3 separate regions of the Homo sapiens genome follow, and all the other regions are linked to region 3. The links are chromatin loops, found by intact Hi-C in ENCODE. Cell type or tissue: chondrocyte. All regions are shown on one strand. Links, peaks and the distances in the headings refer to the core of each region. The heading gives the core; the rest is flanking DNA. Region 1 overlaps ATRNL1 (attractin like 1). Region 2 has its middle 41 kb from the start of PNLIPRP3. Region 3 overlaps ATRNL1 (attractin like 1).

Region 1 (10,367 bases), core at 1,677-9,676, 370 kb after region 3:
TACAAGATGTTTAAAGAAGTCAGATATTAAAAACTAATGATTAGGTGGAAAGTGATGACTAAAATGTATATGCATAAAAAGACATTTTGAAAGAGAAACTAAGAAGAAAGTTTCTGAGTACATTACATGCTTGGGATGATGAAGAGCAAGTAGTGAATATTTAAGATTTGCTTTACTCTTGCAACAAAATCTGCAGGAAATAATGTATTTTTTAAGAAGATAGTAACCAGTGATAAAAAAAATCATCAAGGTGTATACTGGAAATATCTTTATATCTGAGATGCAAGATGGCAGGCATGTTAGGATGACAAATAAAAATAAGCCTGATTTGCATATGCTGTATCAATGGCACTGCTCATGTAAATTTCAACTTATTTGGGAAGAAGAATTCTTAGATATAAATTTTGAATTGTTTCTGAAATTTTATATGTGAATTTTTTGAGAAACAAACTGCAGCTTAATAATTTGCTTTTCCACTGAGTTAATGATTCAGTTAATATTGCGTTTCAGTTTTAATTTAGCATCATCTATACCATTTAAGGAGATCTTGGTTGTAATCTCCCATATAACAACTAGGTTATTTTATACAAGTTAACTAAGCTTAATGAGACCCAATGGTACAACAGGGATAAAACCGCCTATGTCATAGGACTGCTCTGTGAATTAAATGTAATTGTGTGAGTATGTATTTGCCTTAGAGAAGACTGTCTGATAAAATAAAGGCATTCGATAAAGTTATTTCACTGCCTTATTCACTGTAGTTATTTCTGAATGAATTCTGAAGGATTTCAAAAGTCAGATTCCCATATGTATGTTTATTTATATTCATATGTTTGTTAATAAACATATGTTTATGATCTTATAGTCAGCCATCCTGAGGAGTCTATAAAGGATACATACAGACTTTGACAACAATATCGAGAGTCCAAAAACATTTAAACAATGGTACGATTATAAATACAACTATTTGCAAACTTAGACAATTGTTTAGTAAATGATAAAAACCCATGTGAATAAAAGTACAAGTATTTTAACAGTCTCAATGTGCTGTAATGATATTTTACAGATAGCTCCAGGAAGATGCCTCAAAAAATAAACCAAAAATGGTCTATTTCATGCTCTATTGCCGCCACTAAGCTGTTTTACATACTGAAAGCAGACTGATTATTTTAAAAGCAAAATGTAACATTTTTCTCTCCTCTAAATACCCTTCAATGGCGTCCTATCTTTCTTATGATAAAGACCGTATCTTACATGTTCTATAAAGCATAGCATTGTTTGGATCTTGCAGATCTCATAAGCTTCCTATTTTTGCTCTGTATATTCTATGTGTTTCAGTATTGGTTTTCTTTTAGTAACTCAAACATTGCATGTTCTTTCTAGTCACGAACCTTTGTACATGCTGTCCTTTTTGGTTCCACTTCTTCCTATCTACCCTCACACTATCACATCTTATCAAGTCATTTCTTCAAATCAAAGCTCAATCATTCCCTTACCTCACCTACTCCCTATCCCACAAATTAGGTCAGGCCCTCTTGTAATGTATTCCCAAAGCTCTATAAAGTTTGGAAATACATTCCCAAAACTCTATAATTCTCATTCAGAGCTCTTACGAAAATCACACCTATGAAAATCATATAACTGGTTTAATATCTATTTTCTCTAGTAGTGTATAAGCTTCAATAGAGGAAAAAACATTTTGTTCACTTTGTTATCCATGGAGTCTAACAAAGTAGCTAGTCAATAAGTAAATGTAGAATGAATAAACACAAGTCAGTAAACGCAAGTAAATGACAGTCTCTCCAAGCTCTAACAGTCGAATCCTCCAGAAAGTAATTTAATGAGAAAAAATATGTCACCCTTGGGAATACTGAAATTATTAATATAAAATTGTTTTGTACATAAATATTTAATAAATACTAGTTTTTCCTTGTTTGCTCAACTGTACTATCCATGCTGAAAATTATTAAGAATTTCTACTGAATCTGGAACATTTAGAACAATTTCAAAAGTAAAATCTGTTGCACAAGTTTTGTAGGTTCAGCATTTGCTAGATATCATATCATAGAAAAAACACAGTTATAATCCAAACTCTGAAAACTACTAATTGTATGACCTAAGATATACATTTAAATTCATTCAGTCTTACAAATAAATTTTTTAAATACATAAGAATGGATGATTATCACCAATGCCATACATTAATTTTTCTAATTTATGGGATTTTTAATAATATGCCATGACCTATTCAGAAGCCACCTTTTTTTACTTCATAATAGCTCAAAATCACTAAACTTTCAATTATCCTGCAATGATGAATGGTCATCTATTTAGTTTCATTTGAAAGAAATGTTCAATGAAGAAAACAAACCTTGAAATTCATTTTTTCTTTAAATAAAAGACTGATACTTAAAGTTTTTCAGTGATATAATAGTATTACCCTATGTCCGTAATAAACTTAAAGCAACTTTTACTTGATAATCTACAATATGATCTCTGGACATTTTTGCTCAAGTACCCCAACAATAAAAATGCTTGCTCATACAGCTAAAATAAATGTATATTCACTTATGTATTAATAACTTATATGAGTCTACTACCATTAAACATAACTGAAGGTCTGTTATGAGTCATACAGATTTCTAAGTATGGAGATCCAATAAAACAAGGTACAGTGTTCACAGAATTTGATTCTAGTAAAATTTCATTTTACTTAAAAACCTAAATTCAAGTTAAAAACAGAAATCAACTGAGATAATTTTATACTATGTAAGTGTTAGGATGGAAACAAAAGGTTTGTGATATCTGGAAGAGTCATTTTTGTTAGGTTTGGAATATTAGCTGGGGATAGAGTACTTGAGAGAGAAAAGTAGTAAATGCGAAAGCCATAATCTTCGTAAAGTTTGAGATATCTAAGAACAAGCAAATTAAGTCATTAAAGACATACAAATAAAATGACTTGCCATATGTCTTAGCCTGTTTTGTGCTGCTATAACAGAATACCACAAAATACCACATACTGGGTAATTTATAATAAATATAAATTTATGGGCTCACAGTTCTGAAGGCTGGAAAGTAGAAGACCAAACAGCTGGCATCTGGTGAGGGCCTTCTTGCTGTGTCATCCCATGGCAGAAGGCCAAAGGGCAAGAGAGAACAAGAAGGAACTGAAGTTGCCTTTCAATAACAGCACAAATTCCACCTATGAGGGTGGAGTTTTCATGGCCTAGTCACCTCTTAAAGGTCCCAATCCCAGCACTTTGGGAGGCCGAGAAGGGCGGATCATGAGGTCAGGAGATCAAGACCATCCTGGCTAACACGGTGAAACCCCGTCTCTACTAAAAATACAAAAACAAAATTAGCCAGGCATGGTGGTGGGTGCCTGTAATCCCAACTACTCAGGAGGCAGGAGAATGGCATGAACCCAGGAGGCGGAGCTTGCAGATTGGGCCACCACACTCCAGCCTGGGCGACAGAGCAAGACTCCGTCACAAAAAAAAAAAAAAAAAAAGTCCCAGGTTTTAATACTGTTAAAATGTCAATTAAACTTCAGCATGAATTTTGGAGGCAACAAACATTCAAACCATAGTACCATATAAATTCCCAAATTATCAGGAACTTAATCTTATACTCCAACTTGTTCATTGATTTAGTGGCATATTCTAATACAAGTTTGGGAGCCAGTGGATGCAGTTAGAGTTACAGTTTGTTTGGATATCTATTAAAGTAGGAATTTCTTACTATTCTTCCTGTTTGTAATCTAACTGGATATTCTAAAAGTGTATTATTTAACTTGAACCTTAAGGTAATTTATTGGAATGCATGCCTTTCAGAAAAAATTGAATGAAATTCTATAATGGAATTACATAAAATTTTTATATCAATTTTGGGAAGTTATGATATCTTTGGATGAATATTTCTTATTTGAAAAAATGGCATATGATTTTTTAATTATTTAGATCCTCTTATTTCCTTCAGCATAATGTTTTTATTTCACTCATATAAAAACTTTTTGCTTACATATACCACTGATTTCCACTTCTTTAATGGTTAAGAGGGTTGAAACCTGCCTTTACTATTTCCTGTGTGATCTTATACAAATTAGTTCAGCTTTCTCTATCTCTGTTTTCTTATCTATAAAATGGGAATAATAAGCATACCCTTCCCATTTGAGTATTACATAAGCTAATACATATAAAAAGCTGAGAACAGTCTAGTATAGTAAGTTCTCAATAAATGTTAACTAGTATGATCATTATTTTAAAGTCAGGTGGTTGTTCTTTTCCAGTTTGGGAAAAACTATGTTTTATTTACTAAATGCTAATAATGAGCTATATATCTATAAGAAAAACATTCACAATAATATTATGCATGTTATGACCTCTATGACATAAAATCATTCTCAGGACATGATGCAGAGATTTATTTAGAAGGCAGGCAGTCCCTTCAGTAGACCATTCAACATTTTACACACAAATAAAGAACTATATACCTCTGGCTCAAGGCAGACACAGCCCCACACTAGGGTACATGGCTTAGTGAGAAAGGTAAGTACAGCATATCAGCTCTCAATCTTCCACTCAGCTGAGTACCCTTACAAAGGATACATACTACACAACTCAACTTGGGGGACCTGGTGGAAGGTTTATGGACATTTTTATTTCCTTCCTTAAACTTTTTTATTATTTTTTACAGTGAGTCTATGATTTTACATGAAAATAATAATGTAACACTTTTATTGTAAAATATATAAGTCAAATAAATTTTCATCCTTCTTCTACATTAACTTAATAGCAATTTTTTTCCTTTTAGCTATTTTAAATTTTCTTATAATCATGTTTATTATCCATCATTTTGGACTATGCTAAAGGAGTAAATAGTTCTGAAATAAAAATCTAAAAGTACAGGGATACAGACTTCAGAAAATTTAATAAAAATACTGAGGAATCAAAGAACAAGGTTAAAATGCCAAAAATGTGACTCATTTATGTCTTGTCAGATACTGTTCAATCCATCATGTCTGCAATCTGGTAAATATAAGAATTTAGATTATTGGTGTTTATTAAGATCACTCTGCCCCATGTGCAAATGAAACAGCCAGATCCTACTTAAATAGCAATTTATAGCCAATAGTTAAAAAGTCATATAAAACATTCACTAACAAAATGTTCAGTTTAAAACAGGAAAATTATTTTATTCAGTTTTAGAACAAAAACCAGGATAATTCCATTAAATATAAGGGTCAATTCAAGTATTAATTGGTTTCATTGTTTTCTATGACATACTATTTTAAGTAATTAAACTGACATACTATTTTAAGTCATCTTTTTCAACTTAAATTTCCTACTCTCAAAATAGGTAGTTTATTATTACTACAAAATTCCACCATGAACTCTAAATAAAAGAAACTCTAATAAAAGAAATTCAACATAAAACAGTAATTTTTTAAAGAGTAAAAGATGAAATAAAATGTGTTCAATTACTTGGAAGTATATTAAAACACAATAATTAGGGGTGTGAGCATTGCAAATTACATGTATTTAAAGAATTAGCACAATAGTGAAATAAAGTAAATGACTGCAGAAAGTGACTTTATGTACTCTCATTCTACTTTTTGAAATATATCATCTATATAGCATTTCTACAGCCTAGTCTTTCATTTTTAAGGTTTTCTTTGTTAAAATTGTTATTACAATTAAAAGAAAGCATTTAAGAAAAAAAAACTATACTACTTTGTGATACTTTGTGACTACTACTTTTTGTATTTACTAAAAATATATTGAGTAATTCAATGTTTACAAGGGCCAATAAAATTAGTTAACACTGTTTGAACGTTTTCCCTCCTTTGTGAGGCATGCTTTATAATATATTTGGTTTTTGGTTTTAAAATGAACTTTGAAAAACTACTAAGTAAATAGATTACAACTGCTGACATATCACTTTCAATTAAGTTAATACCACATTGCACTCAATTGCTTTAAGTTACAGTGTGGACTTGCATCTTAAATTTCGATCTAATCTTGAAAATTAGAATAGTTTCTATTAACATTATTACAAGAGTTATTGTCCTTTTCTTTTTTAAGCATCACTTCTTTTCAAATATTAAGCTTTAAACGTCTCACAGCAATACCAAGAGTGCCACCTAGTGCTTTACCATTATGCTTCTGATATTTCTAAAAGAACGCAGGGATCCTATGTAATCTAGAGAAGAGTTGTCCAATAAGGTCACCACTAGCCATATGTGGCTATTGACTAGTTGAAAAGTAACTGATTTGAATTAAAATGTGATGTAAGTATGGAATGTAAACTTTGTTTCAAACACTAGTACAAAAAAAGTAAGATATCTCATTAATGACTTAATGACTTTTAAAACTGATTACACATTAAAATGAAAAAATTTTAGATGTGTTAAGCTAAAAAAGGTTTTATTAACATTAATTTTACTCATTTTCTTTTACTTTTTAAAGGAAGCTACTAGAAAATTTTAAATTACATATGAGGCTCACATCATATTTGTATTGGACAACATTGACATAGAAGAAAAATTATGCTAGTTTTTATAAAAGGGTTAAACATTAGTATATTTGTAATAAACAGAGATTACATAATGTGTTCATAATGGTAACTAGTTACTCCTTTGGCAGATAAAAGAAACTAAAGGCTCAAAAAAAGAGGAATTTCTAATTTTAAAAAACCAAAGAAAAAAATCCCTATAAAATAAATCCAGGATATTTGAAATAAGAAAAACAAAAATGATGTGGAAAAGCTAGAGAATAAAGATAATTTAAATGACACAGTAATTGGACAGTCTGAGCATCAGTAGGAATAATAATTGCACACGGATTAAAACATGTATGGATCTATAAGTTCATTAGTGACAAAAACTGTCATTTTTGAAAGATATTGAGCTAACTTTTAATTTTAAATAAATAAATACATACATAAAAGTAGTAAAGGGAATAAATAAAAAATACAGGGAAAAACTGTAACATTTATCATGCCTTCCCTATGCGAACTGTAGCAATAAGCAACCAAACAGCTGATGAGCGAAAATTTGTTTTTACCGAAGTATTCAAACCAAAACATGAAGAAGAAATTGGAATATTATATCTTTTCTTTTCTTTTTTTTTTTTTTTTTTAGTTTCACTCTTGTTGCCCAGGTGCGAGTGCAATGGCACAATCTCAGTTCTCCGCAACCTCCACCACCTCCCAGGTTCAAGCGATTCTCCTGCCTCAGCCTCCCACATAGCTGGGATTACAGGCGCACACCACCACGCCCAGCTAATTTTGTATTTTTAGTAGAGACGGGTTTCTCCATGTTGGTCAGGCTGGTCTCGAACTCCCTACCTCAGGTGATTCGCCCGCCTCGGCCTCCCAAAGTGTTGGCATTACAGGCGTGAGCCACTGTGCCTGGCAGAATATTATATCTTTTCAATCTTGATCAATTAAAATCTAAACATTGAGCGTCAGTGTGTGCCAAGAACATAAGAGACACTAACAGACATGATATGACTCTTCTAGACAAAGAAAACCAAACCATCTACAATTATTATTTTCTCCAAAATCAGATATAAATTTGATTAAGCCTCTAAATCAGGATTTCTCAACCTAAATACTATTGATATTTTTGGCCACATGATTTTTTGTTCTGGGGAGGTTGACCTTTTCATTGCAGGATGTTTACCAGCATCCCTAGCCTCTACCCATGAGATGCCCACGGCACCCACGTCCCACTCCCCTGTTGTGACAAACAAAATTGCCTCCATACCCTATCAAATGTGTCATAAAGGGCAAAAATACCTTAACAAAATTTGGGATTTTATATGCCACATTCTCAGTAACATTTTTAAAAAATTAAAAATAGTTAACAAATGTTTTGTGGATTGGAGGAGGGTGAGGATCTAAAAACTACCTATCAAGTACTGCACTTATTACCTGGGAGATGAAATAATCTGTATACCAAACCCCCACAACATGCAATTTACCTATATAACAGGCAGCACATGCAGCCCTGAGCCTAAAATAAAAGTTAAAAAATAAGAATCACTTAAGAAAGGAACTAAGAAAATAATTACGTTTTTAAAGATAAAAAAGGAATTCATAAATTCTGTAAAAAAATGATAATTTTAAAATACTATAGCAAATATAGGCAAAACAACAACAAACAGTATATGAGAAGGAAATTATTAAAGACAAAATCTGAAATTGATGAACTAAAAAACAAGATCCACAGAAAAGATAAATAAAACCAAAAGCTAATGCTATGAAATAGCAAAAAATAAAAAAATAAAATAACTACCAATTAAAAAGCACTAGACCCAAAAATTTTTGTTGAAATACCTAATTTTTATTTAAAGTTTTAACTATTCCTGTTTTAAAAGAAGATAGCAATTGTTCCAAATTCATTTTTAAAAGCTTTTACCACAATTGCAGATATATAGAATGGAAAACTTTTTTGTTGTTGTTTTTTGAGACAGAGTCTCACTCTGCCACCCAGGCTGGAGTGCAGTGGCGCGATCTCGGCTCACTGCAAGCTCCGCCTCCCGGGTTCATGACATTCTCCCATCTCAGTCTCCGGAGTAGCTGGGACTACAGGCGCCCGCCACCACGCCCGGCTAATTTTGTTTTTGTATTTTTAGTAGAGACGGGGTTTCAACGCGTTAGCCAGGATGGTCTCGATCTCCTGACCTCGTGATTCGCCCTTTGTGGCCTCCCAAAGTGCTGGGATTACAGGTGTGAGCCACAGCGCCCGGCCAGAAAATAATTTTTAAAAACTGCAGTCATAGGTCATTTAGTCAGAAAAAATAACATTCAAAAAAGAGATCGTCTTCTTTCATACTAAAAATATTCTAAATTAAAATATAAACAACTAATATTTAGCAGTATCCAAATACTAATATGCCATGACTAAGTATGGTTTAGCCCAGAATGAAAAGATGTTTAATGTGAGAAAATCTATTAATTTAACTTAGTATTTAATAAGGTAAAAGAAAGTTATTCATGATATAACCTTGTCACAAAATAAGATAGGAATTTGCTTAATGTGATACAAGGAATATTCCATAAATTATAATAAACATCCTACCTGATAAGGATATCTATTATCATCACTGTGATTCAGCCCAGAAATAGAGGTCTCAACATCCCAATAAGGGTAAAAAATATTGAAAAAGGAAGAAAATTGTGCTTATTTTCATGTAATATAATTAACTGCATTTAAAAATCCAAGCAAATCTACAAACAGAATTTAGTAAGCGTTCACCAAAGTTAATGAATATAAGATCAATATACTAAAACGAATTTTATTTTTATATATCAAACAAGAGTAGAAAACAAAATTTTGAAAAATACAATTTAAAACAGCAACAAAAACTGAAAAAAGGATAAATTTTACACACCCAGCAAATCATTTTCAAGGCATCAACACATAAAATCAAGTTCAACACTATTAGTCATTAAAGAAATACAAAACAAAACCACAAAATGCCACTATACACACTCTAGAATGTCTATGATCAAAGAGACAATGTTGTATTGATGAGGATGTCAAGGAATGAAATTTCTAGTATCAAAATTTTCTAGAATAAATTAAAAAATGTTACCAACATTCTGGAAAACCATTTGGCAGTTTCTAAAGTAGTTAAGCAAAAGCTTATCATACAACCAAACTATACATTGCTAGGAATCTACCCAAGGAAAATAAAAACATATGTTCACATAAAGACCATATGAATGTTCATTCACTGCAGCATTTTTCTTAATGACAAAACCTAGAAAAAAATCCCAATGTCCATGAACTTATGAATGGACAAAAATGGTAGTATATTCTTATACTGTATACCGTTCATTAAATTAAAAATACTAAAATCACTATATTAACAAAGTAAAATAGAAATTTCTGATAATCATATAAATTAATGCAGGAAATGCATTGGACATAAACAACCATTTCTGATAAAAAATGTACAGCAAAGTAGGAATAGAAGGCAATTTCCTTAATCTGATAAAGGCAGTTAGCAAAAACCTACATCATATTTAATGATAAAAGACTGAATGCTTTCCCTCTTAGATCAGAAACAAGACAATAATACTTTCATGTTCACATCTTTTCAACACATTATTAAAGGTGCTAGCTATAGCAATAAGGCAGAAAAAAGAAAGAAAACCATCAAGAGAGGAAAAGAAATCCAACTGCTATTATTTGCAGGAAACATTGTATGTGTAGAAATTCTGAGAGTCAACAAAAAATGGTAGTAGAAGTAAAATGTGACTTTTGCAAAGCTACAGGATGTAAAACCAATATAAAATCAATTATAAATGCCAGAAACAATCAGGAAATCAGGAATGAAATATTTTAAGCTAACATT
Region 2 (10,367 bases), core at 1,352-9,351, 590 kb before region 3:
TAAAGATTTCTGCCACCTTCAACTAAAATTTAGAAGAGCATCTAGTTTCAAAACAACCATGTTCCCAGATTCTGATTGTATCTCAGAGTATAAAACAAATAGGATTGTCTTGAAAGAAAACTGAACTATTCCCAAAAGTTCCTCTAGGCTGGTCAGTTCAGTTGTTTTATGCTTGGCAAAATATGACAATTATGTTTGCATAGGAAACTCTGTTTCACAGCTGGAGATTGCACCTCCACCACAGCCAAGTATATCATGGGTCTAGGAAATAAGCCACACATATGAAATTCTGGTGATTCAAAGCACGAGATCAAAGTATATGAACTAATAAGTTCATTTTGTATATAAAGAGCAACACTAAAAAACTAATACTATGCTAAGGTACTTTATCTATTCCATACTGTCTTTGCCCAACAATAATTAAAATGATCAGGATTCACTGAGCATGTAGATATCTTCAGAATTATGCTGCAGCTGTTACAGCCCAACAAAATGGGTGTCATTTTATTTATTTTGTTACCAATTAGAAAACTGAAATCCATAAGAGTTAAGTAACCAGCCCAAGGCCACACAGGAAAGGCCGGGCCAGAATAGAACTGTACGTCTGCCTCATTCGAAAGCCACCATATGACCATTTTGAATAAGGTGAAGTAACGGCAAATAGATATGTTAACTTTGAATGCAAAACTCAAGAGGATTTCATAATACAATGTAAGCTTTACACAGATTTGGACAACTTCTTTCCTCCTCCTTTTCTCCTTCCTTCTTCTTCTTCTCCTTCTCCTTCTCCTCCTCCTTCTTTTCTCCTCCTTCTTCTCTCCTCCTTCTTCTTCTCCCCTTCTTCCTTCTTCCTCCTCCTTCTCCTCCACTTCCTCCTCCTCCTCCTTCTCCTCTTCCTCCTTCTTCTTCCTCTTCTTATTTGTGACTCTTACAGCATCTATCAGAAGAAAACTTCAACAAATACTCATTAAACGGAAGACTATTTAATAGTTTGTGAATACTGCATAAGAATAAATTCATTCAAGTTTACTATAGAGAGGTAGGGTAAGTCACTAGATGGATTTCTGCCAAGGGAATCAACACCACAGAAAACCCATCAGAGATACAGAGAAGTAGTATTATTTCACGATATCCTATCTTTTAAAATAAAAACAGATTCTTAACATTTGAACCCACAAGATGATTTTCCCAAATGATACTTTGAGTGTGCATATTCTTGCTTTAGTTTATATAGATCACTCTGAGGTTTTGGGTTCTCTAGGGAGACTTCCGAATAAAGATTTTTAACCAGAAAGGGGATACTCAGCTAGGGAGTAATCATCATGTTTTAACATTTAAAAAGAAGGGAAACACAGCTTTACTTGCCACCCAAGAGTGGAAGAATTCTGTAAAACAGATAAGATGAGTGGAAGTAAAAAATAAGAAAAAATCATAAAAATGTGTTTGGGAGAAGCTCAGAAAGAAAAAGAGAAATTTTAACAATTAGAAGGTGGAGGAGGAGAAGATGGGGGCAGAGAACAACACTAACTTAAAATACCCCATAAAGTGTCTTGTCTTTGTGATAGGTCTGTGTAGTCCCCTTGTCTCCTGGTAATGGAGAAATCACTCAACTACATCATGTTTTAACTTTATTGCAGGCCCGGAGATGGGCCAGAGAATCATAAAAAGTAAAATATCATGAACTACTAATGATTTTTTTCAGTCAATTTAAAAGGACTTGCTAAGAAAACTAACAATATGTACTGCCCAATTTAGGAAGACGGCTTAACCTATTTCGAAGAACACAAATATTTCATTGATGTGGTACGCAAAATAATGCCTCTTCCGGGATGTCTACATCCTAATCTCCAAAACTACGAATATGTTATATTGCATGGCAATGAAATTAAAGTTGCAGGTGGAATTACTCTTGTTCATCAGCTGACCTAGAGATGGAGAGAGTGTCCTGGATTAGCCAGGTGGGCTCCGTAATCACAAGGGTCCTTATAAGTGGAAGAGGGAGGCAGAAGATAAAGAATCAGAAAGATGAAACATGAGCAGACTCAGCTCTGGAAATTCATGAAGGAGCATTAAAGAGTGCTTGTATCCTGCAGAAGCTGGGAAAGGCAAGATACAGATTCTCCCCTAGAGCTTCCAGAAGGAAACCAGCCCTGAGAACACCTTGCTTTTAGCCCAGTGAGATCCACCTCAGACTTCTAGCCTTCAGAAGTGTAAGATAATGTGTGCTGTTTTAAGCCACTAGGTTTGTGATAACTTGTCACAACAGCAATAGGAAACTAATACCCTTACCAAAATGTGTGTATTCATAAATTCATTGTTGGTCTTATCTTACTCTTTAAAGCAAGCTATTCACTTAAGTAAGTGAATAGTTAAGCCTATTCACTTAACTAAGAGTTCTAATTAAATAAAATTATCACACTTTTTTGTTAGAACAAAAACTGATTCAGTTTTCTACTATTTCATATAAGTATAGTCTCATATTGTCAATTGAATCTAATGAGGTTTTAGAAAACAGAAATTAAAACTGAATTAAACAAGGATATAACCCATTTAGCACACATCACCATAGTGTTATTTTAGTCAAGTCTGCTTCTTCCTACACTTGCAGGATGGAGTTAACGAAAGCATCCTTTCCTAAGAAAAACTTTTTCCACTGACCTAAATGTGTGTATTAATTATTTAATTCTGGCTATCTGTCATCAGCTATTCTTTCTAGTCTCTTCTTCCCTTCCTTTTGAAATGTTCTCACACTAGTATTTCCATTTCCCCTCTTAACACTATCCAGATGCTACTGTGAATCTCAAATAGCAAATGGCTGTACTGAGTGCAAATTTGAATTTAAGAAGGGAGTGGAAATCACCAGAACAAGCATTTGAGGAAGAAATAAAGGCAGGCCCTTGGTCTTCAAAAGTTAATGGGAGTTAGGCTATTTAAATCTTAGAATATACCTCCTCTCACCGAGGTTATTGAAAATAATTAGGTTCCAGGCCGGTCTAGAAAACCTATTCAACTCATTAAGTGAACCATATTCATGAAGTCTTCTACATTTATTGGATACCTGCTATGTACAAGGCATTTTGATATAGGTTAGAAAGGCAAAGATAAATGAAAATTCTTGCCCCCTAGAGTTCACAATCCAGAGGAGATTACTAATTGTGCCGCCGCTGGATAATACTATAATGCACATTCCGAAACAGTTCTGTGGGGCACAGAAGCATGATGCATTTGCCTGGTGGTAGCAGGAGACACTTGGCACTCTGTGTGTAAAATAGGAAAGAAATGGATATTCCCATTCCAATTGTTTACACCTTCCTGATAGGAAAGAGTAAGTAGTGGCCTTCACTTGGGAAGAAAGGTGGTTAAACATCCCTGGTACCTAGCAAACTCTTCTTTACACCTGTAAAAGAAACGAACTTTCATTGCATTTCTAAACCCAGAGAAATCAGTCCCTAGGTATTCTGAACTGGGAAATATAGCATATGTTAGAGAGTATTGAGTTCAGACAATCCTAGTTTCAAATCTGCTTGAAACTGACAGTGTATTATCTTGGTAGTTTACTTAGCCTTACAACCTCTGTTTTCTTGGCTATAAAGTAGTCATCAATATTCCCATCTTTTAGGTTAATGATGAACATATGAGATGATTTATATACAGTACCTAGCATGAGAGATCAAGGATGGAATTCTGAATTTGGACTCTCTAGTAACAAACATATATGTACTAATATGTACATAGTGTTCACATGTCAGAAAACACACAGAACTTCTCCAGAATCACTGCCAAGTTTAACTGATGCCCTTTGGAAAAATGAAGCCAAATGCAACAAAACTAATCCCACCTCTGACTTCACTGAAGAATAAATCTAGTACCTGTGTCTGAATTGTTCTGTCATTTTGCAATTCCTTAACAGTCTTCAGGAAGAATAACGGAAAGTTCCATAAGCACAAGAACCATGTCTTAGTCACCTTTGGTTCCATATCACAATTATCATGATATCCTGTTTAGTAGGTGCTCATTTTTCACCTTAAAATGTAGCGAGCCGTAATCAAACAGTGTAAATATAAAAAGATTTTACTGATTTGGACATTATAGAGTTCATAGAAGCACCAAGAGTATGTTCTTACTAATATAGTTGAAAATATTTTATTTGAGAAAGAGTAAAATCACTCAGAGATAATCTATTCATTTAAGAAATGAACTTTTTGAGTACATACTATGTGTGAGGCACTGTTCTAGGCACTAGGGATAAAGCAATGAACAAGATACTAAAATCCCTGCCCTCGTGAAGCTTACATTCTAGTCTGAAAGATAGACAGCAAATATGACAAAACTGATAAATAAAAGTAATAAGTACTAAGAAGAAAATTAAAGCAGAAAAGGAAGACAGGAAGTATCAGAGGGCCTACCCCAGGGTGGTGGTTCATGACATGATGAGAGTAAGTCCCAGATTCTGCACCTATTTTGAAAGTAGAAACAACAGGATTTGCCGATATGTTGAACATATGAAGTACTGTCAATTATTCAACGACTAGGAATTCTTACAGTAAACAGAGAGTCCCAATTTCCCTTCATCAACATAATTGCCCTAGGAAATAATTCAGCCACTTAACTCATGAAACAATATGAATTCCGCAGATGTCAAATGATAAAGAGATGGAAATTTTTAAATACAATTTTAAAGGGAACAAATATCTGGTGATAAAGCTGATTGGCAAGTCACTTATCAAAGATCCTAGGTAGAGTGACTTCACTTCATTTGATGGACCAATAACTTACAAATGAATCTTTGAAAACTGAAGACTAACACTTAAAAACAAACTGAAAGTCTATTACTTATAGTTTTTATTCAAAAATAAAGGAAAGGTATTGATTAAACCAATTAAGCTCCTTTATCAAAAGAGGAAACTCATTTTTGGATCCTTTAGACTATATTTCTCTAGGATGCATGTGATATTAATTTGAAAATTAGCACCAAATACATATTTTAAAATTATATATGTACATAAATTTGAACAATTGAAAACTATATACAAATATTTAAATTTTATATTTACATAAATGAAGGAAGAAAGGGAGGGAGGGAGGAAGGAAGAAGGAAGGGAGGGAAGGAGGGAGAGAGGGAGAAAGGAGGGAAGGAAGGAAGGGTCACATTTTTATAAGGATTTGTCATTCTCTTCAATGTCGTACCAGAGAAATCCAGCAGATGGCACTCATATATTTCTCTAAATATGATGCTGAATTAAAAACAGGATTGCTTACACTTTGTATTTCAGACCAGAAAGACTGAATACATCACAGAAGCAAACACATTTCAAAATTTTCTATTACCATGGAGAGATAATGCTTTTAAGGTACTCTAATGCACATTCATAGCTTGCAAGTAACTTACAATTTTCACTTCCTATTCTAGCAGGTGGTGGAAAGGTAGCATTCATAACCATTATCTGCCAATCAACAGTTTGATAATAGAAAGCTGTAAGGGACCATTGAGAGACCTACAAACTTTTCTGTGATGGGATGTGGGATCATTACTTTCTTCTGGTTTATTTCCATTGTTTTTATTGGTTGTTCAACATAGATAGGCTCTGAAATTAGCAAACATAACTACCATTTTTCAGCTAAGTAAACAGGCTCAGAAAGAGTAAGAAATAAGACAGGGTAATTCACCCAAGAAAGATAAACAACAATAAATGAATCCAGTTTCTTTAACTAGAGAATCAATAATTTATATTTAAATCCTTAAGCAATAAATATAGGTTAAATGAACAAGTTAATTGAAACCATATTTCAACACATATTATTGGACACTTCCTATATACCACACACTGTTCCAGGCTCTAAGGGATAAGCGATGTGCAAGATAAAGAATACTCTGCTTTCATGGAACTTCTGTTTTAGTGGTGATAAGTAGAACAGAAAAACAAGAAAGATGTCACAAATTATAAGAAGTATGAAGAGAATTTATAACTAGGATATGTCATAGTGTGACTGCGTGACTACTTTACATAGATTGTTTAAAGGAAGGCCTCTCTGAGGAGGTGACGTTTCACTTGACATCTGAATGACAGAAGCTGACAGCCATACAGAGATCAGGGGGTGGAGCAACCCAGGCAGAGGGAACATAGCTCATGAAATGATCCTAACACCAGAACAAGTTGGGCCTATTTGGGGGGCAGAAAGATCTGTATGGCTGGAGAGGAGTCTACAAGGAGGAGAGCTGGTATGGCATGAGTTCTGAGAGGTAGGCAAGAGCCAGGATGGATGGAGAGATGGATGAAAGAATGGATAGAAGGAAGAATACAAGGAGAAAGGAAATGAGCAAGAGCGCTAAGTTCAGGTTAATCAGATTCTTTTACATGTTGATCTTTCTGGATGTTTTCTATTAGTCACATTCCTGCCTTAGCAAGTACTGAAGAATGAATATAACCTTTATTATTTGATATTGTAAAAAGGTGCCATTCCTCAGGTTATCACTTTAAATATCAATGACCACAGGGTAGTGCTGGAAAAAAAGAAAAAACACACATCTGTAGAAAGTGTAATAAAGCAGGATGAATAGGTGTTACTTTCAAGAGATAGCCAGAAGGCGAATTTTCAATAACACTTGATTTGAGTCTGTTTTATTCTGATTTGCCCCTTTCTTCTCAAGGAGTGTAGAAAGATATTCTTAGTTAATTAAAGATTCATATTTGCTGATTCTGATTAATCGATGTTTTCTGGTACCAAAGGGTGATTTAAATAATTCTTAAATTTCTCTTATCTTCTAATATTTACCTGTTATGTAAGATTTTATTGTAAGCACGTTTTCAAAAGCAATATATATTTAAGCTGTGTTAGAAATGAAACCCAAGCAATTAAACTGTAAATAAAGAGGGCCTCTGCTCTGTGTGACCTCATGCAAATCAGATCATCAATCAAAACCTCAGTTCCCCCTCTAAAAATGGCATATCTGATTGGTCTACAACTAGAATCTTGATAAAGAGCTTTGATTTTATTGAATAAAAAGGCTACTATAAATATAATCTTGATATTTTACTAACGTTAATTGGCTCCAGATTGTAGAGCTGACATTATGCTGACCCTATGACTACCCTCAGGTCACCCATTCCCAGTCAGGAGCTTCTTTGTCTAAAGTCTACAAAAACTGTTTCAACAACCACATCACTTAATGGTGGCTTAAATTTGTAAATACTTTCAGTAATCACAAAGCCATATCCAGAAATATCATTAGTAATTGTATTTGCATCTATTAAATGTAGATTAAGAGGATTTTATTTTAACAAGGTTTTATTTACCAACTAATTAGAATGACAATTTATTACAAGTGTGAAAATAATTAACTTCGAATTATTCAAGTAGTGTAGTTCTTCTGGTTGTAAGAAAAAAATAAAATCATTTTCTCCCACTCAATCAATGGGCCTTGTTTGGAATAGCTACTTATATCAGACATTGTTATTAATTTCACATATTCACCTATTCTTTATTTTCCCAGACATCTGAATTCTGGTGCTGTTTATTTCATAGAGGCCTTTTAAAGACAAATTCACTCTGTATCAAAAGCTGTTTAAATCAGCATTCAATTCTGACAGCTTTGCTCTTGATACTTTTCATAGCAGCAGCTGGGAGACCACTTTACCATCAGTCATGGCTTTTTTTTCCTCCAGTCAAAGTATATGTTCTACGGTAAGCATTGCCCTGCAAAATTTTTTCCTCATGTTTAATAAATGTGACCTTACGTATAATTAACAACAAACAGATAAAATCCTGTTTCTCCCTTTTAAAGCAGGGGAAAGTTATTACTTGATTTCCCTCGTGTAGTAGTCAATGCTGTCTTGATATTAGTCTTTTGCCAAGTGTCAGTAAAATAACAAATAAAGCTTCTTTACTGCTGTGATGATTTGACCATTAGCAAACCAAGAAAAAACTTACTTAACTTGAAAATATAATGTTTAGAAAGCACAAATGCAACTGATTATACATTCCGACCTCAAATATTTTCAAAAGATAACTTCATCCTTTCCATTCTTACATTTTAAAAAAATCTATTGTCTTAAGATAAAAGAGCCACAAAACCCCAAGATGTAATCCCTGCTTCGGGCTAATGACGAAAAATATTTTTTATTTTTAGTTCACATCCTGAAAAAAATTCCCTTGACAGAAAATGTTCTGAACTAGATTCTGAGAGGCAAACATTTTCTTTACTAAAGTTTTTCTGGATGACAAAAGGAGAGAAGAGGGGTCAAAAAAGAAACATAAAAGTTCACCTAAAATAGATCAGCTTCAAATGTTAAAATACTTTTTAGTACATTAAGCAGCTTTTAAATTTCAAATTTTATACTATAAATACTTGAATCACAGAACACCTTACCCTGATACACCCGGCATTAAGATAGTCTCATATTTATTTCTAATCATGTCACTGAACTGCTACTGTTTCCTAGGCTGCAAATAAATGATTTATTCATTATAGTGTGACACAGTTATGTATGATTGATTGGTATAAAATATAAAGGGACTTTGTCCTCCACAGGAGCTTTGAACAGGGCCTGTCCAGTGCATGCTGTCTGTCCATCTGCAGCTACCCAGCTAAATTACTGCTTGCCCTTCTGGTAATGGACTCAGTGGATTTTTTCACAGCATAATTTCCATCCTACAAAAAATTACTAATCCCAATTGACTCTGTTTTAAGGCATTTCTAGATTCCAATTCATTATAATACAATGACCTCTACCTTACCTTAGCCTTTTCAGAATCTCATCATGGTTTTTCAAGTTCCAAGAAAAAAAAAGCAGGCAGGCAATTTTTTGTTTGTTTCTTTTAAAAAACAAACCACTACTATTGACAAAACAATGATAGAATAGAAATCATTCTGATTGTAGATACCTTAAAGCTTTTCTTTACTTTTCCTCCCATTTCAATAATTAGGCCAGGGAAGGAAGAAAGGAATTTCTAGGCCAGTGGTCATGCTCCACATCCTATGATTTTGTCGCTGTTTTTCCCCCAGTGTAATAGCTCCATTAATCAGCAGAGAATTTCGCAGCAAACTGTCTCTACATTTTAATATTATCCTCAGTGGAGTACTGAGAGTTAGAAAGTTGCTTCTCAAAGAACTTGAGTTACATTAAAGAACTATGGTGGCAAGCCACAAACCTCAGAGCAGTATCAGTGTTACTTTGGGTTAGTTTGCGTTTTGATCATAACTAAGTATACGGAAAATTTAATGAATTTACTTAATGAATGGACATTCGTTTAAAAATTGCCTTTCTGTATAGCCAAAGTCTTACTTCCAGAGTAACTGAATTCAGTCTGAGACATATTTTTACCCAGATAAGTTCAGTTAATTTTCCTACTTATGAGTTTTATGACTTACTAATTCTTAAAAAAAACCCTAAAAACAGACTTAATCTACTCCTAATATTTTATCTTGATGTGCAGTTTAGTTTCACACACTGTGATTTCTATTGATTGCTGTATTTCCTTTGTTTCAGATAACTTGTTCCTTTAATTACATTGATTCTAATCGTTCAGTTATTTTGATTGGTATCACATGGATACCGCTTTCTATTACTCTATCATGCAGTGCTAAAATAATTATTTGATTATATGAAAATGAGTTTAAATCTTAAATTATGCATTTTAAGCATTTTAAAATAATAAAAGTACCGAACCTTCAGTTTTATTCTCAAATTCAATTCATTTGAATACTGATTCTGTTACTGAATATTTAATCTAGATATTCTATATGACACACATGTGAAAGAACGGTTGTATCGGTAGCAGTTTATTCTGCATATATGCCATTGTGTTAGTAATTCAAATAGGTGGCTGATCTCTAGTTCACATTAATATTTTAGCTACAAAACCAATAATGAGCAAAAATTACTGGTAAGTGAAAGAAGCTTTACGTGTAAATTCTGCATACTAAATATATATAGCAAAAGAGATTCACAGGACTCTCCAGGGTAGACAAATAGACTAAAATAAGACAGAACTGAGGTCATGACAAATCCCAATAACCATTTCCCGCTCTGTATTTGCATATAAAATATATTGCAATTCTCTGCCACCATTCATTTTTTTCTTCCTAAGCAAAAATAATTGATTACTAATTTAAATATTTAAAAAATAAAATTAGAAATTACTTTTGAAAATTGCAAATTATTTAAACACATGGCAATTGCTATATATCCTGAAGGAGAGTGTTTCAACTTTGCTAATTTCTGAAAAATAAGGGTGTTAACATATACAAAAAAACTATGTCTAAATAAGACTTGCTCTGAAATAAGACTTGCTTAGGCTCTGCTCTGAGATTTAGATAAACCTAAGTACTCTACCTTAACATTAATAGATAAATGAATTCAACTACA
Region 3 (10,367 bases), core at 709-8,708:
GGCACCAGTAGGTTCAGTGTCTTGCAAGGGCACTCATCCTACTTTGCACATGGCTGTCTTCTCATTGTACCCTCACGTGGCAAAGAGCAAAGAGCAGGAGCCAGGTCTCTGTCTCTATTAGTAAGGGCACTAATGCCATTTATGAGGGCCCCAACCTCATGACCTAACCACCTCCCAGAGGCCCTGATTCCTAATGCCATCACATTGAGGGTTAGGATTTCAACATATACACTGTAAAGGGACACAAACATTCAGGCCATAATAGCATGAATTCAAGTATTTTGTGTGTCCTGGGGAGATGTTAGTCAAATAGATAATCAAGAAAGTAAGTTTAAAAGGCAATGCATCAAAGTAGTTAAGAGCCCCAATTAGGGAGTAGTATACAAACCTGGATCTAAGTTCTGGATACTTTTTACTTGCTACATGTTTTGGACCTTCTATTTAACCTCTCTAAATGGAGTTTTGTTCCTTTCTGAAGTAATGATAACAGTTACTGTAAAAATTAAAGAAGATAATTATGTGACATTCTCATATGTACCTGGAATATAGTAAAAACTAATTAAATGTCAGTGGTATGAGTCAAAATCGTTCATTTACAATGCATAACAATTACTAATTATTAAACAGATGTACTGTAGTCCATAGATATCTCGTCATCTTTATGCGTATTGGCCAGGCCATGATCCCAAGTACCAAGGAGATGTTAATGAGTGCAGAAAAACACAAGACATGAAACTGGAATAAGTTAATATGTTCATAACAAAGTATACCCATTCTGACTTTGCAGTTAAAAGAGTTTATTTATATGTTAGTAACCATGGTTAAAATTTCCATAAAAGAAAAAAACATGGAAAAATGGCCTATAGTGAGAATTTCACTAGGATTCATTCTGTAGTAAGGAATGTACCGAATCAAAAAGATATATAAAAAGCCCATTTGCTTAAAATGTTAAAAAAAAAACACAAAAAAACCCAAACTTCTAAAACAAAAATTATGCAAGAATAAAGTTTCCTCCATATCTCTAATGGAAACTATACATCAGGAAAAACTAAAAATAGAATGTGATTCTATTTGTTCTCATTAACAGTTTACATAGTGATGTTTATCTGCAAGGTCACATAAAATCATAAATGTAGTCTATTTAAAAATGTAGTCCTTATTCATATTTCAGAAATGGCTTAATTTACCTTTTACTTTCATGACTGTTGTAAATTTGTGTTAATGCAATATATTATATCCTTCAGGAAAAAAACCACTTAAAAATATTAACATAAATTTTATTGAATGAGGATTTGAACCAAAATAATCTTGCCAAATTAATTTAGGTAAGTATACTAGGTAAATAAATCTGCACCCTTTTACTTCTAGAAAGCATTCCAAGCAATTTCAAGTCATTAAAAATACTTTCAGCTGCAGCATTTTGCCTTTTAGTGTGGTCTTAGTGGTTACATGACAGCATTTCTAGTACTGGCTGTGTGGCTTTTATTATGTCCTGATAGTAGCAGCATTTTAGAAAACTACAAAGAAAATGAAATTCAGGTGTAATTTTGGAACAAGTCTTCTAAAATTGTTAAATCAAAAATGACACAAATGTTGCAAGCTGTTGAAAATTCTAATTTCATATATTCTTTTTGCCTGTCAATGGGAAATGAACCCTTCCTAAAAGGACATGTAAAACAGGTAACAAATTGCAAAGGAGTAAGGAGCCCCTGGATAATATTCTGGAAAAGTTTTACTAATTTATCTGATTTGCTGATTTATGGATTAGCCTTATAGGCTTCTGACTTAATTTCTTTTAAGTTAACAAACGTCTCATATAGATGAATGTCATTTTGTTTCATATCTATTTAGACTAAAAGCCAAGTCCCACAAGGCAAGAGATAGTCAATTATTTTCATTTTATACTGTTATTATGAAATATTGCCATTTTAAAAATGTACTTCTGGAGAATGAGATTTGTTCACCAACATATTTTAAAGTGAATTTTAGGTGTCTAAATGCCAGAGAGAAAATAATGTAATCTCAAAACATAACTTCAAATGAATTGTATTTATAATGATTTTGTAATTTTTTCATTAAGTTTTCCCTCACAAAAATGATCAATTCTTTTTTTCCACTTCTGTGCTTACTATGACATGCTTCTGAGAGTTAGCATCCCTTCTTTTCAAATAAAAGTATGATGGACATATGGATTCTATATGATAGAGTGGAGAAACTTCCTCCCTGGGCAGAATCAGACCTTTAGTTTACTTTCATAAGTTTGAGAGGAAATGGCTTCAATCACTTGCCTGCTGAATGGTAGCTTTCCCAGAATATCAACAAAATCAGCTTTTTATAGCCTGTCATATGACAGAGCTGAGTTCATTGTTTACCACCATAGGGGAGACAGCTTCCTTGACATGGCCTTAGTAGTCTCTGGGAGGAGGAAGGCAAAGTCGGGATATTTAAGAGAATTTAGGTGTGTGTGTGTGGTGGTGGGGGGCGGAAGGTAGAAATTCTGTTTTTTTTTGTTTTGTGTGTGTGTGTGTGTGTGTGTGTTTCTTTTTTTTTTAAGGCAAGTTTTTCCATAGGGGAGCATTTGATTGTGTGTCAGTAATGCTGACACTAATGTCTTAACATTGGTTAAGACACTACATAATAATTTAAGTTTGGAAGACACACAAGCTGAAGGTTTCACAATGAATTTTGGAGCATAAACATTCATCTGATGCTAACTGTGAAAGTTGAATTATTTAATATTCCTTTAAATGAATTTTCAAAAAGTTTCTGAAAGGGACAAGAAAATCATTTGCTATTTTTATCTTCCAAGGCAAGAGTTTCTTGGAATAGTAAAATCATGTTGATGAAGACAGTAGGACAGTAAAGTCATGTTAACAAAGACAGCTAAAAAGTAAAGTCATGTTAATGTTGACACTAAGCTGTGTGAGTGTAGATCATTTTGGTTTGCAACCAATACAGTCCCAAACAATATTCCCCATCCACAAGTTAAATACTTACAGGGTTTAGAAAGTGAACAATGGTTAACCACATAATCTGCATTTCAAAGATAATAATACCCCAATATTTTTATTGCAAATAAAGGGCAGAATGGTTAAGTACAGTTGGAAGCAAAATAATTTGCTGAAATTTCAGAACTTTTTATACTAGTAGTTTTAGTTTTCTCTTCCTCTCACTGATCTTTACTCTCTTTCTCTCCTTACTTGTTTCCTCTGTGGCAAGGTACCCTATTCCACCTTAAGTGGAATAAAGATTTTCAAGTGGCCATAAAGATTGTAGTTCCTAGTGGACTCATATTTCCTCAAGGTCAAAACAGGCAATCATTTAAAGTCAGACGAGACAGGGGGTTAACTAGTATACCATTATCAGAGGTCTGAGTCACTAATGAACGGAAAATACAGGGTGTTAAAGCAAGACAGGAAGGGTTATCCTCACCAAAGAAAAGGAACAGACTAGGACTACAGATGGGCAAGCCTGTGTTTAGGTGCAGACAATGACTAGGAAGACAAAAACTTTTCCATTTAGTTCAATGACTGGAAGATGGGGATGTGAACCTGTTTCTGAAGACAGGCCTGAGAAGAAGACCTGTATTTTCCTTAGAGAATAACAAGTTACAGTTTTCACCTGCTCTGACTGCTACAACACAGTGTCATAGACTGGGGTGGCTTAACCAACAGACATTTATTTCTTGTAGTTCCGGAGGCTGGGAAGTCCTAGATCAGGGAACCTGTGTGGCTAGGTTCTGGTGATGACTCTCCTCCTGGCTTGCAGATGGCTGCCTTCTTGCTGTGTCCTCACATGACAGAAAGAGAGAGAGAAAACTCACCCTCATGACCTCATCTAAACCTAATTACCTTCCTGAAGCCCCACTTCTTAATACCATCACATTGGGGGTTAGGGCTTCAAGCTATGCATTTCGTAGGGACACAAAAACTCAGTCCATTAATGGTCATGGTAGGAGCCTCTGGTGCAGGAGATAAGCAGGGCAGGTGCAGAGATAAAGGACAGGCTAGAAGCAACTCTTTCCTGCGGGGGAATCAGACCTCTGGGGTTGAAAAAAACAGATGGTAACATACTTCATTTACTTTTCTGTCAAACATATCTTTCTCCCCTTCTCTTTCTGTTTCTTTCCCTACTTTTCTTCTCCACTGTCTCTTTCCTTCCTTTCTTTGATCATTAAATTGAAGTATAGCAGAAATATGACAAGTATGGCATTAGAGTGAGACAGGCTTGAATGTAATTCTTAGGTCTGTCACCTGTCACTTAGCTGTACAAGGCACAGCTCTTGGGCAAGAGACATTTCTTTTCTTAGCATCAGATTCTTCTTCTTTTTTTTTTTTTTGAGATGGAGTTTTGCTCTTGTTGCCCAGTCTGGAGTGCAATGGAGCCATCTTGGCAACTTCAACCTCCATCTCGTGGGGTTCAAGCGATTCTCCTGCCTCAGCTTCCTGAGTAGATGGGATTACAGGCACGCACCACCACGTCCAGCTAATTTTGTATTTTTAGTAGAGACAGGGTTTCTCCATGTTGGTCAGGCTGGTCTTGAACTCCTGACCTCGGGTGATCCACCCGCCTCGGCCTCCCAAAGTGCTGGGATTATAGGTGCGAGCCACCATGCCCAGCTCAGATTCTTTACTAAAAGAAGAAAAGTATCAGTACCCATTACCATACAGGTTACTGTGAGCATTAGAGATAAAGCCTGTAAAGTGGCTGGCAGAGTATCTGATATTGAAAGATTTTTAGAAAATGATACAACAAAACTGCCATAATGCAATAAGTAGTGCCCCAGAAATTCAGCTGTGTAAAATGTAGGGTTGTGTTATTATGAGATTAGCTAAATGGCCAAGGTGAGCCTGTGCAACTGGACATCTGGAAGTTCTGAGTCTATTTGATGCAAATTTCACCTACCCTGGGCTGAAGTTCGGCACCACCTAGTGGTGACTGCTCTAACATAAAAATTGATGGGCAGAATTCTGGGGCCTGGCTGGGACTTCTGGGAGAGCAACTGTGATTCCAGGAATCTCTTCGTTAATTGGTGAATGTTTTGTTGGCCTGATCCAGAGAGAATGGGCTGGGAGAATACTGGGAACTAACCCCCACCTCTCTGTTTCCTGAAATAGGATTGTCTGATTTTTCCCTGTCCAGCATCCCCATGAGGGAGAGGCCTCTATGTTCCCTTCTCCTTCCTGAGAAAAGGAATCAGGTAGAGGAGAAAAAGCTGCTTTCCAATCATTCCATGTTTCAATTCAAGCTATTCTAATTTGCATTATTGCCAGGTGTGTTATTGTAGAATTTACTACCATTACAATTAATAATATGAGTTGCATTAATAACGTTAAATTCAACAAGCATGTATTAAGTCCATATTGTGTGCAAAGCAAAGAGACAGGTATTATAAATGTAAAGATAAATAAGACAGGATCTCCGACGTAAAGAAAGCTTATTACTGGTGTCTCACGCCTGTAATCCCAGTACTTTGGAAGGCTGAGGTGGGCGGAACACGAGGTCAGGAGTTCAAGACCAGCCCGGCCAACATAGTGAAATCCCATCTCTGCTAAAAATTAAAAAATTAGCCAGGCATGGTGGCACGTGCCTGTCGTCCCAGCTACTGGGGAGGCTGAGGCAGGAGAATCACTTGAGCCCAGGAAGCGGAGGTTGTGGTGAGCTGAGATCGCGCCACTGCACTCCAGCTTGGTCAACAGAGCGAGGCTCCGACTCAAAAAAAAAAAAAAGAAAAAAGAAAAAAAAGAAAAAAAAAGCAACCTCATTACTTGGTGGACAGAGAGATATTTAAGTAAAACTGAAACCAAGTAAGTAGTTTATTCTAATTGGAGAGATCAAGAAACATTTCAAGAAGAACTCCATTGGAGTTGAAATTGGAATGAAAAGTTAGCCCTCAAGTTCTGAGACTGAACAAATATCCTCCAGGATGAGCAAAGGCATGGAGGTGTAGATGAGCAGGTGATGGTCTGTAACAGGACAAAACCAGTTTAGTCAGCATATGGGGCAGATCATTTTATGGCATTTCTGAACATAACATAGGGTCCCATACTTCTGCATTTTGGTATGGTGCATGAAAGCCACACAATGGGTCTTCTGAGTAAGAACACACAGTCAGTTATGTTTGAGACTTGAGCTCCAGCAGTGCTGAGGGCAACAGGCAGTGGTATGGGGAGCAGAGAGCTTTGAGGCAGGAAGTTAGAAGCCTCCTGTAACAGGTGAGAGAGCAGGAATCTCACCTAGGCTAACTAAATTTGGAAAAGAGAAGGTGGAACAAATTCCAGAAACAAGATTAGTGATGTGGGGAAAGGTAGGTGGGGTGTGGAGTAAAAAGAAGTCTCTGAGAGGCTGGGCGCGGTGGCTCCTGCCTGTAATCCCAGCACTTGGGGAGGCCGAGGTGGGCGGATCACAAGGTCAGGAGATCGAGACCATCCTGGCTAACACGGTGAAACCCCGTCTCTACGAAAAATACAAAAAATTAGCCGGGCGTGGTGGCAGGTGCCTGTAGACCCAGCTACTCAGGAGGCTGAGGCAGGAGAATGGCGTGAACCCGGGAGGCAGAGCTTGCAGTGAGCGGAGATCGTGCCACTGCACTGCAGCCTGGGCAACAGAGCGAGACTCCGTCTCAAAAAAAGAAAAAAAAAGGTCTCTGAGAAAATTAGACTGTCTCACTGAAGTATTTGCAACATTGACTGAGAAGAATTTGCATTTGCTCCTGCCACTGCCTGCAACATCTCAGCCCAGATAGCCCTATGGCTGGCTCCTGTACTTCTCCCAGATCTTTGCTTGAATGTCATCTTCTTAGTGAAGGCTTTCCTAACCTACTTCAAATTGGAGCCCATTTCTATCCACTACACTGAGTACTCCAAACCCCACTTTCCTGCTTTGTTTATTGATTGTCAAAGGGTTTATCACTACCTAACAGATACTACACACACGTGCACACATACAATTTTTTTTTTAACTGAGTCTTCTGCTGACATGTACATTCCATGATGCAGGGACTTTTTGTCTGTTTTGTTCATTCTAATATCCCCAGTGTCAGTCCAAAAATTGGCAGAAGAAGCCTTGCAGTTGGTGGGCTGTGGATGCCTGCACCCCAGCCCTTCCTTCTGCCCCAGGTGAGCCTTCAGGTGCCTATAAAAGTTGATACCTGCTTGGTGAGTATCCCAGTGCCTGAGTGTAAAATTAAATTGCAAATTAAAAAACACTATTCGAAAGGCCAGGAGAGAGACCACGGAAGAAAGGAAAAGGTGTCATATTTTAGGACTTTTAAAGGCCTATTTTTCCTACTTTTTGAACAAGAGGCCCTGCATTTTCATTTTGTACTGGGCCCCACAAATTATGTTGCTGGCCTGAGTTGTCTAATAACTACATTTTGAATAAATGAACAAACTTCCCAGAAAAGACACAAATAAAAGCTTGTTCCTGCCATTAACAGGAACTAAAAGTCAAGGTCCCTATATTTTAGAATAAAGCCTTTATGTTTGTTATTCCTATGTAATGCTTCAGTCCAAATATCATTTAATTATCTTTTTGTTTATTACATTTCTTGGAGGAGCTATAAGGTTGAAACTATATGGAAACTAATTCACTTGCCTATATTATGAAAATGGAAGAAAGAAGGCATAATTCTGATCAATGATTTTTGATACTAATTAAGAATAAAAGCTCTACATCTAATGAACATTGCTCTTTTTAAGTTTATGATTTCAAAATAAATCAATAGATTTAATTTATATTGTTAGCAAATTGTATATAGAAGGGTTAGCCCCCATGAAAAGGCTTCATTTTGTTACATTTTTTCAGAAAGATCCTCTTTGGAGGACAACTGGCCAAACTGCTTATGATTTACTTTCCTTTCGAAAATAATGCTCAAAGGGTTTGACTGAGATCACTGATAAGAGCCAAAGACTGGAATTGCTTAAGTTCTCAGCTTTCCACTTGAATGAGGTTAATTTAACAAGCATTTATTGCACTGCTACCTACCTCTATGAATCAGATACTTTGTTAAGAACTGAGAATAAAAAGATGGAAAAAATGTGGTTCCTTCGGCCATGAACTTCAGTCCAGTGGGTGAGAAAGATGTGTTAAGTTAAAATATTGCATGAGCTTTTCCCCTTCCCCTTCCCTTTTGCTTCCTTTTGCTTACCTGTTTCAACAATTTAGTCCTAAAGCCATTAGGGGCAGCAGAGCAAGGTAGGTGTCCAGATTAGGTGGGAAGGGGAAACCATGGTGTGCCAGAACACGCATCAGAGCCCCATTGGGGTGAGGAGGTACATGTGAAGGAGGGCAGACGTGGCATCAGAACATGAGTGGGGTGGAAAAGGCAACCGCATATGGCAGTTGCCTGTTTTAAAGCTGTCCCAAGCAGGGTGATGACGGCATCTCCACAGAGAGGCAGCCTGGCATGAAGTGTCTGAGAGCCAGCAGAGTGCAGCATGTTGTGGCCCATGTGGGGATCCAAAGCCTGAGTGAGGTGAGATGTGTGTGCATTCAGGGGACAACTCTGCACAGGGATTTGGAGTTCAGGTGCCCAGGCAGAGTGAGGAGGGAAGCTAGATGTGGGAGTGATCTGGCACTCAGCACAAGGGCATTAGCAGGATAAGGAGGGATCCGTGTGGGGCAGAAGCCAGCCCAGCATGGGTTTTGGAGATTGAATGGGGGATGATATGGTTTGGCTCTGTGTCCCCACCCAAATCTCACGTTGAATTGTGATCCCGAGTGTTGAAGGTGGGGCCTGGTGGGAGGTGATTGGATCATGGGGGTGGTTTCCAGTGGTTTAGCACTTCGCACCATCCCTCTAGTGCTGTCTCATGATAGAGTTTGCAAGAGATCTGGTTGTTTCAAAGCATTTAGCACCTCCTCTTTTGCTGTCTCTCTCCCTCTCCTGCCAGCCATGTAATGATGCACTTGCTTCCCCTTAGCCTTCCACCATGATTGTAAGTTTCCTGAGGTCTCCCCAGAAGCAGAAGCCTGTATAGCACACAGAACCATGAGCCAATTAAACTTCTTTTCTTTATAAATTACGCAGTCTCAGGTATGTCTTTATAGCAGTGTGAGAACGGACTAATACATGGGAGACTGGAATCTGCACTGGGGATGGGAGGAAAGCTGAGACCAGGAGACTGGTCACATAAAAGGAGGCTTTATTTTTGACTCAATACATTAAGGATAATGGAAACCGGGTTCATCACCTAATTAGGTAAAGGAGTTATAAATATGGGAACAGATAAATGAACCTTGGATTCTGGATCAGAATTTTAGCCATTTATATAAACTCATGGTGTTCAGTATATAGACAGAGAAATAAATATACATGTAAATGTATATATACATAGCTATGTTTTCCAGCTCTGTCTACAGAGAGGCCTGGAAGCAGCAATACCTCAATAGCAATGAGCACACCTAATGTCAGATTGTGGCTTCTAAATACCATTTTCCACTAAAAGAAACCAGGACTTTCTGGAGAAATCACTGAGGCATAGAAAGTACAAGATGAGACTGGAATATCTTGTGCCAGAAAGTAAAGAAATGCTCAAAGAATATAGAGACTTTTCAAAAGGACACAGAAGCCATCTTAAAGGGGCCTCTCAGATCTGGGACAATTTGAGCATCAAAATAATGATAGTAACAGATTATTATTCAGTGAATAAAATAGGAAGGTGTCATATAAATAAGGAAATATTAAATTGAAAGTTTGATAAGGAATGGGAGGTTTACATAGTTTAATAGTGTTTCCCATAAAGAACTTATTAATTGTACAAAGGAAAATAATAATTTTATATTGAAGAAAACACTACCTTATGCAAATGATTAAAGCAAACATCATCAGCAATGCACAAGATGACATTGTGCACATCCCAATAGGATGCAATGAAAAGAATATAGAATCACTTTTGCTGAAGTGAATATCACCACTAAAGATTACATTACCTGGATGTAATCATGAGGAAACACTGAACAAATCCAAATTGAGGGACATTCTAAAATCCATTATAAAATAATTATTCAAAATTATCAAGCCCATGAAAGTCAAGGAAAGACTGTGAAACTGTTGTATACTGAGGAAACTAAATGCAACGCATGATTCTAAACTAGATTCTTTTGCTATAATTTTGCTGTAAATGGAAAAATTGCTGTAACTTGAATGGAGTCAGGATTAGGTGGTAGTCGTACATCAGTGTTAATTTCTCCATTTTGATGGCTACATTGTGGTTATGTGGAAAATGTTCCTTTTTTAGGAGATATACATCAAAGTATTAGGAGATAAAAGGGTGTCAGGTGGCAAATTACTCTGAAATGGTATGAGGAAAAAAATTCTTTATATATACTTGTAAATACTTTTTTGTAAATTTGTGATTGTTTAA

The links. Hi-C counts contacts between places; a loop is a spot of excess contacts. Peaks named below come from ENCODE experiments on the same cell type or tissue, not always from the same donor. Only the 100,000 strongest peaks of a DNase experiment are listed, where the experiment ranks them.
Region 1: a loop joins it to region 3, with 2.4 times the contacts of the local background. A loop is called at or near these places in 2 of 110 quality-filtered maps.
Region 2: a loop joins it to region 3, with 6 times the contacts of the local background. A loop is called at or near these places in 24 of 110 quality-filtered maps.

Annotation. Positions count from the first base shown.
Region 1 is chr10:115,428,174-115,438,540 of GRCh38, reverse strand. The region is part of intron 21 of ATRNL1 (attractin like 1); the gene reads right to left. Among named protein-coding and RNA genes, the nearest start is that of ATRNL1, 340 kb to the right of the region's middle. In chondrocyte, for the core only: a CTCF peak has its summit at 6,138 (motif pointing left); no DNase peak of the experiment used is centred there.
Region 2 is chr10:116,381,238-116,391,604 of GRCh38, reverse strand. No RefSeq gene overlaps it. Among named protein-coding and RNA genes, the nearest start is that of PNLIPRP3, 41 kb to the left of the region's middle. In chondrocyte, for the core only: CTCF peaks have their summits at 4,996 and 5,200 (motif pointing right); no DNase peak of the experiment used is centred there.
Region 3 is chr10:115,794,193-115,804,559 of GRCh38, reverse strand. The region is part of intron 27 of ATRNL1 (attractin like 1); the gene reads right to left. Among named protein-coding and RNA genes, the nearest start is that of SNORD158, 400 kb to the left of the region's middle. RefSeq lists an enhancer at 2,736-3,237. In chondrocyte, for the core only: a CTCF peak has its summit at 4,921 (motif pointing left); no DNase peak of the experiment used is centred there.